2 separate regions of the Homo sapiens genome follow, and region 1 is linked to region 2. Evidence: chromatin contacts called from ENCODE Hi-C or POLR2A ChIA-PET data. All regions are on one chromosome and are shown on one strand. The core of a region is the stretch at or near the end of the contact, and the rest is flanking DNA. Distances in the headings are between cores, read along the strand shown. Region 1 holds the start of TMEM184A (transmembrane protein 184A). Region 2 has its middle 32 kb from the start of ZFAND2A-DT.

Evidence for each region. Hi-C counts contacts between places; a loop is a spot of excess contacts on that map. ChIA-PET counts read pairs that join two places held with the same protein, here RNA polymerase II (POLR2A). Pooled maps may share reads with other maps.
Region 1: a loop to region 2 is called in a pooled map of heart left ventricle, with 15 times the contacts of the local background. The contact joins the promoter of TMEM184A here to the enhancer-like site in region 2. A Hi-C loop is called at or near these places in 9 of 50 pooled maps. POLR2A ChIA-PET finds 5 or more read pairs at or near these places in 3 of 52 experiments (AG04450, WTC11 and activated T-cell).

The regions. Positions count from the first base shown.
Region 1 is chr7:1,554,921-1,558,007 of GRCh38, reverse strand. TMEM184A (transmembrane protein 184A) reads left to right here and starts at 1,803. Exons shown (of 9, transcript NM_001097620.2): 1 at 1,803-1,894; 2 at 2,524-2,742. The coding sequence starts at 2,524. RefSeq lists silencers at 1,528-1,617, 1,658-1,727 and enhancers at 1,385-2,184, 2,321-2,615, 2,185-2,985.
Region 2 is chr7:1,190,958-1,193,821 of GRCh38, reverse strand. No RefSeq gene overlaps it. Among named protein-coding and RNA genes, the nearest start is that of ZFAND2A-DT, 32 kb to the right of the region's middle. RefSeq lists an enhancer at 1-499. Within about 2 kb of position 1,406, at least 3 of the 41 ENCODE cell types and tissues checked have a DNase peak (open chromatin) inside an H3K27ac peak, as active enhancers do.

The DNA of each region.
Region 1 (3,087 bases), core at 554-3,053, 360 kb before region 2:
CTGCCTGGGGAGCAGGCAGGCTCCAGGAGGGCCCAGCCAGGGTGTGCATGCTGTGGCTCTGGGCCCGGGCCCGGGTGGGCGCTGATGGGGAGGTTAGGCAAGGCGGGCCTGAGAGCTGGGCACGACTTCCTGAGCTTGTTCCCCACCTGGGAGCCTCCCTGGAGGGACAGTGTCAGTGGAGGAGTTGGGAAAAGCAGGCAGGGTGTCCCAGGGAAGGATGGGCCTCAGCCCGGGCCCCTCACGGACCCCTCAAGGATGCTGGACGCGTTGATGCGCCTCTCGTTCCCATCTCTAAAAGGGGAACAGGCCGGACGTGGTGGCTCAAACCTGTAATCCCAGCACTTTGGGAGGCTGAGGCGGGCAGATCACCTGAGGTCAGGAGTTCAAGCCCAGCCTGGCCAACGTGGTGAAACCCCGTCTTTACTAAAAATACAAAAATTAGCTAGGTGTGGTGGTGGGCGCCTGTAATCCCAGCTACTCGGGAGGCTGAGGCAGGAGAATCACTTGAACCCAGGAGGCGGAGGTTGCAGTGAGCCGAGATCGCGCCATTGTACTCCAGCCTGGCGACAGAGCGAGGCTCCGTCTCAAAAAATAAATTAATTAAAAATAAAAGGGGAACAGTGGCTCCAGTCATTCCAGCCTCAACCCCTTGAGCCCTGTTGCTCAGGGCTGTGGGAGGGTAGGAGATATGAAGGACAAGGAGTGTGTGGATCCGTTGCGGGCATGGAGCGGGACTTGGTAATGGTGGCCCCAGCGGCATGAGCCCAAGCGTAACCAGAACAGGACAAGAGGTGGGCTGAGGGCCCACATCCCTCTCCCAGGAGCCGGGGTGAGTGAGTTTTTTCTCCACAGGGGCCTCTGCATGGGGGTGACAGGGACCCTCAGGGCCCCGCAACCCCTTGCCAGACCCCAAAGGGTCCAGGGACTGGGCTGTCACTCCCCCTCTCCTGCCTTGATCCACAAAAACCAGAAATATTTCCTTTTTTTTTTTTTTTTTTTTTTGGACACAGAGTCTCCCTCTGTCCCCAGGCTGGAGTGCAGTGGTGTGATCTCAGCTTACTGCAACCTCCGCCTTCTGAGTTCAAGCGATTCTCCTGTCTCAGCCTCTTGAGTATCTGGAATTACAGGTGCACGCTGCCACACCTAGCTAATTTTTGCGTATTTCGTAGAGACGGCGTTTCACCATGTTGGCCAGGCTGGTCTCGAACTCCTGACCTCAAGTGATCCACCCACCTTGGCCTCCCAAAGTGTGGGGATGACAGGCGTGAGCCACCACGCCCGGCCCAGAAAACAAATGTTTTCAACTCATCTCTTGGGGCGTGGATTTTTTTTTTAATTCAGATGAAATTCACATAACATCAATTTACCCAGGTTTAAGTGAACGATTCGGTGGCGGTAAGTATATCCACAGTGCTGTGTGCCTGCCGCCTCTACCTCATTTCAGGACTCCTGTCACCCCCCAGAGAAACCCTGTACCATTAGCTCTCCACCCCTCCTCCTGCAGCCCGGCCCTCCTTGGCCTGCCGCAGACCTCTCCCACGTGTCCCCACCAGGTGGCAGCTGCCTGGCCGTCTGGCATAGGCAGGTGAGGGCGCCAGGCGGCCAGCAGGTTCCTGGGAGCCAGCTGCCACCCAGCAAACAACCGGGAGGATAGGGTGTCAGCCGTGGGAGGGGACAGGAGGGGACGGGCCTGCAGCCTGGGGCCCAGGTGGGCCACTGGGGACGTGAGGCACTGGCCGCCCCGCCCCAGCCTGGCACAGCCCTTCAGATCCTGGCCTTGCCGCACCCACAGTGGGGCCTCCAGTTGGGGCCACGTGGCCATGAGAATGACCAGCTAGGCTTCCCTGGAGGCCAGGCCTCCCTGGACTGGGCCAGGTGCTTCCTGCCAGCAAAGGTAGAGCTGGGCCCTGTGACCGCAGACCAGAGGGAGAGGAGGAGGCTGGACTGGGCTGCGAGTGTGGGAGAGGGTGGACTCAGGGCCCCAGCAGGTTAGTGGGAGATGGAACAGGCACCCAGGGCTGCCAAGAACCCCAGCAAAGCCGGGCTCCCAGGTGGGTGGACAGGTCCCAGAGCCAGTGAGGGCCGGCTCCTCCCATGAGGGTGGCTGCACACCCCCTCCTGCCGGGGCAGGCAGTGCTGGTCTGCGCCCGCTCCCCAGCCCTCCCGGGCAGGCAGGGCGGCAGGGGTTCCCCCTCTTCTGCCCCACTGGAAGACGGTCTTTGTCCCCTAAGAAGCAGGCTCCCTGCAAGCCTGAGACTCGGAGTTGGAAGCTGGTTTTACAAGGGGGAATTGAGGTGGGACCCTCAGGTCGCAGGTGGTTGATGGGTGAGCTTCGATGGCTGAGCTCGGAGCAGGGAGGGAGCCGGGCCTGGCGCTGGTGTCCGTGTGGGGGGTGCGGCCTGGTGGGTGGCTCAGCCTCAGCTCCCGTCTCACTGTCTCCTCCCTCCCCCGCTGCTTCCTGCTGCCGGGAGCCAGTACCTTTGCCCTCACTCCTCCCGGTGTGTGTCCTCCCTCCCTCTGCAGATGAGTAATGTCTCAGGGATCCTGGAGACAGCCGGCGTCCCCCTGGTGTCAGCGAACTGGCCGCAGCCCAGCCCCCCACCGGCTGTGCCAGCTGGGCCGCAGATGGACCACATGGGGAACAGCTCCCAGGGGGCCCCCTGGCTCTTCCTCACCTCCGCACTGGCCCGAGGCGTCTCGGGGATCTTCGTGTGGACTGCCCTGGTGCTCACCTGCCACCAGGTAAGCCCTTCCGCCCCCGAGCCTCCTTCAGGACCTTGGTCTCCACAGGACGTGGCCGTGGCTCAGCCCGGTCCCCCTGGGTGCCGCTGCTATAGACGCTGTCAGAAGTGGGATCGGCCAGGGCACGGGGGAGGGGATGAGCTTCCCCAGGATGTGGCATGTGGGAGCTGGGCCTGAAAATGGGGAGATCTCTGCCAGGCTGAGGGCAGAGCGCCCACCGGGCACCCCTGGCTATTTCACAGGCTCGTCACTCGGCTCACTGAGGTCTGCAGTGTGGTCCCATTTCACAGACAAGAAGACTGAGTCTCAGAGAGACCAGAGGTCTTTCCCAGGCTCACATAGCTG
Region 2 (2,864 bases), core at 157-2,656:
GGGAACCGCCTGGACCCTTCACAATCACCCTCCGAGGCTGCCACCTGTATCTCAATCTCTCTTCTTCAGAGCAGGAAACTGGGGCAGACCGGCCCACACAGCTGGGGAGCGGCAGAGTTAGGAGACAACACCAGCGCGTCTGAGAGCTGCGCCCGCTCCCTGACATCAGGGCGACAGACCCCTAGGACGGAGACCCAGGTGGGAAGAGCCACTGCCTGAGAAAAGCCAGGTGTGGCTGCGTGGGGCCCCTCGGGTGTACGGGGACGGCTGGACTGAGGCACCCAATGTGGAGTGAACTCACTGTTCATTCATTCACCCACCCTCCGACATCCACCACGGCCTCAACGCAGGCCCTGCTCCAGGCACTGGAGCTACGGTGGCCTCGGTTTTTTTGTTTTTTGTTTTTTGTTTTCTGCTTCATCGCCCAGGCTGGAGTGCAGTGGCGCAATCTCAGGTCACTGCAACCTCCGCCTCCCAGGTTCAAATGATTCTCCTGCCTCAGCCTCCTGAGTAGCTGGGATTACAGGCACCTGCCACTACGCCTGGCTACTTTTTCAATTTTTTTTTTTTAAATTATACAGTGGTGCGATCTTGGCTCACTGCAACCTCCGCCTCCCGGGTTCAAGCAATTCTCCTACCTCAGCCTCCCATGTAGCTGGGATTACAGGCGCCCACCATCATGCCCAGCTAATTTTGTATTTTTTTTAGTTGAGATGGGGTTTCACCATGTTGGCCAGGCTGGTCTCAAGCTCCTGAGCTCAAGTGATCCTCATGCCTTGGCCTCCCAAAGTGCTGGAATTACAGGCTTAAGCCACCACACTCAGCTCATTTTTGTTTTTTGCTTTTTGATTTTTTGTTGGTGGGGGGTGGGTGACAGGGTCTTGCTCTGTGTTGCCCAGGCTGGAGGGCAGTTGTGCAATTGTATTAATAGCTCACTGCAGCCTCAACCTCTGGAGTTCAGGTAATCCTTCCACCTCAGCCTCCTGGGTAGCTGGGACTACAGGCATGAGCCAACACGCCCAGCTAATTTTTAAATATTTTATAGACATGGGGTCTCTCTCTGTTGGCCAGGCTGGTCTCGAACTCCTGGCCTCAAACGATCCTCTCACCTTGGCCTCCCACAGTGTTGGGGTTTCGGGTGCGGGCCTGCACACCTGTGGCCTCGGTTCCATTTGTTCTGGTGCCTCCCCACTCTGCAGGTGACTGAGGGTCCCTGCTGGTGCTCCCCATGTCCCCAGGTTGCGTGTAGATTGCCCCAAGCTAGTAAACGACTCCCCACCTTCAACTCCCTTTTGGTTACACAACCTGAAGGCGGCTCTGTTTTCCTGTTTAGACTCTGACTAACGTGAAGCCACAGGAAGTTTTAAACGGCCAAATGACATCATCGTATTGCTGTTTTTGAAGGAAATCATTCTGGCCGTTGTGTTAAAGAAGGATGTTATAGGGTAAAGGCAGAAGCAGGAAGTCCAGCTGGGAAGCATCACAGCTGTCCTAGGGAGGAGGACGCGGCCTGGACCAGGATGGCTGCAGTGAGACGGATGGGGTACAGCAGCAGGCAGGTTGGCTGGGGAGAGAGGACGCGGCCTGGACCAGGGCGGCTGCGGTGAGAGGGACAGGGAGCTGCAGGCAGGCTGGGGAGATGCCTGGGGGTCATCAATAGCAGGGAGCCCCAACCTTTCTGAGACTAGGGACCAGTTTTGTGGAAGACAATTTTTCCACGGACAGTGGGGGCAGGGGATGGTTTCGGGAGGATTCAAGCACATTCGATTTATGTTGCACTTTACTTCTACTGTTATTACACTGTGATATAGAATGAAATAATTCTACGACTCGCCATCGTGTAGAATCAGTGGGAGCCCTGAGCTTCTTTTCCTGCAACTAGACGGTCCCATCTGTGGGTGATGGGAGACAATGACAGATCATCAGGCATTAGATTCTCATAAGGAGTGTGAAACCTAACCCCTCGCATGCACAGTTCACAATGGGGTTCACGATCCTGTGAGAATCGAACTCCGCTACTGATCTGACAAGGTGGAGCTCAGGCGGTAACGTCGGCAATGGGAGCAGCTGTTAATACAGATGAAGGGGCTGGCTGTGGCGGCTCACGCCTGTAATCCTAGTACTTTGGGAGGCTGAGGTGGGTGGATCACCTGAGGTCGGGAGTTTGAGACCAGCCTGGACATCATGGAGAAACCCCATCTCTACTAAAACTACAAAAATTAGCCGGACATGGTGGTGCTCACCTTTAATCCCAGCTACCCAGGAGGCCGAGGCAGGAGAATTGCTTGAACCCTGGAGGTGGAGGTTGCAGTGAGCCAAGATTGTTCCACTGCACTCCAGCCTGGGCAACAAGAGTGAGACTCTGTCTCAAAAAAAAAAAAAATACAGATGAAGCTTTGCCCACTGCTCACCCGCTGCTCACCTGGTGTGCTGCCCCGTTCCTAACAGGCCATGGATGGGTGCCAGTCTATGGCGCGGGGGTTGGGGACCCCTGGTCAACAGGACGCAGTGATGGATGGAATTGGGGGTTAGGAAGGAAACAAGACATCTGAGTCTCCTGGGTGTTGGCCGGGGCGGCTGCAGGAGGCGGCTCTGGAGCTCTGTTCCAAACGCGCTTTGTCCAAGTTCCAGGGAGCAGCTGGGTGCTCACAGCAGCTGCTGCCCAAGGGGGAAGGAAGGCAGGAGGCTGTGTCCCAATTTTGTCTGGGACTAAAGTTGACCCTTCCTTGAAATACACTTCTGATTTTTTTTTTTTTTTTTTGGGATGGAGTCTCGCTCTGTCGCCCAGGCTGGAGTGCCGTGGCGTGATCTCGGCTCACTGCAAGCTCTGCCTCCCGGGTTCACGCCATTCTCCTGCCTCAGCC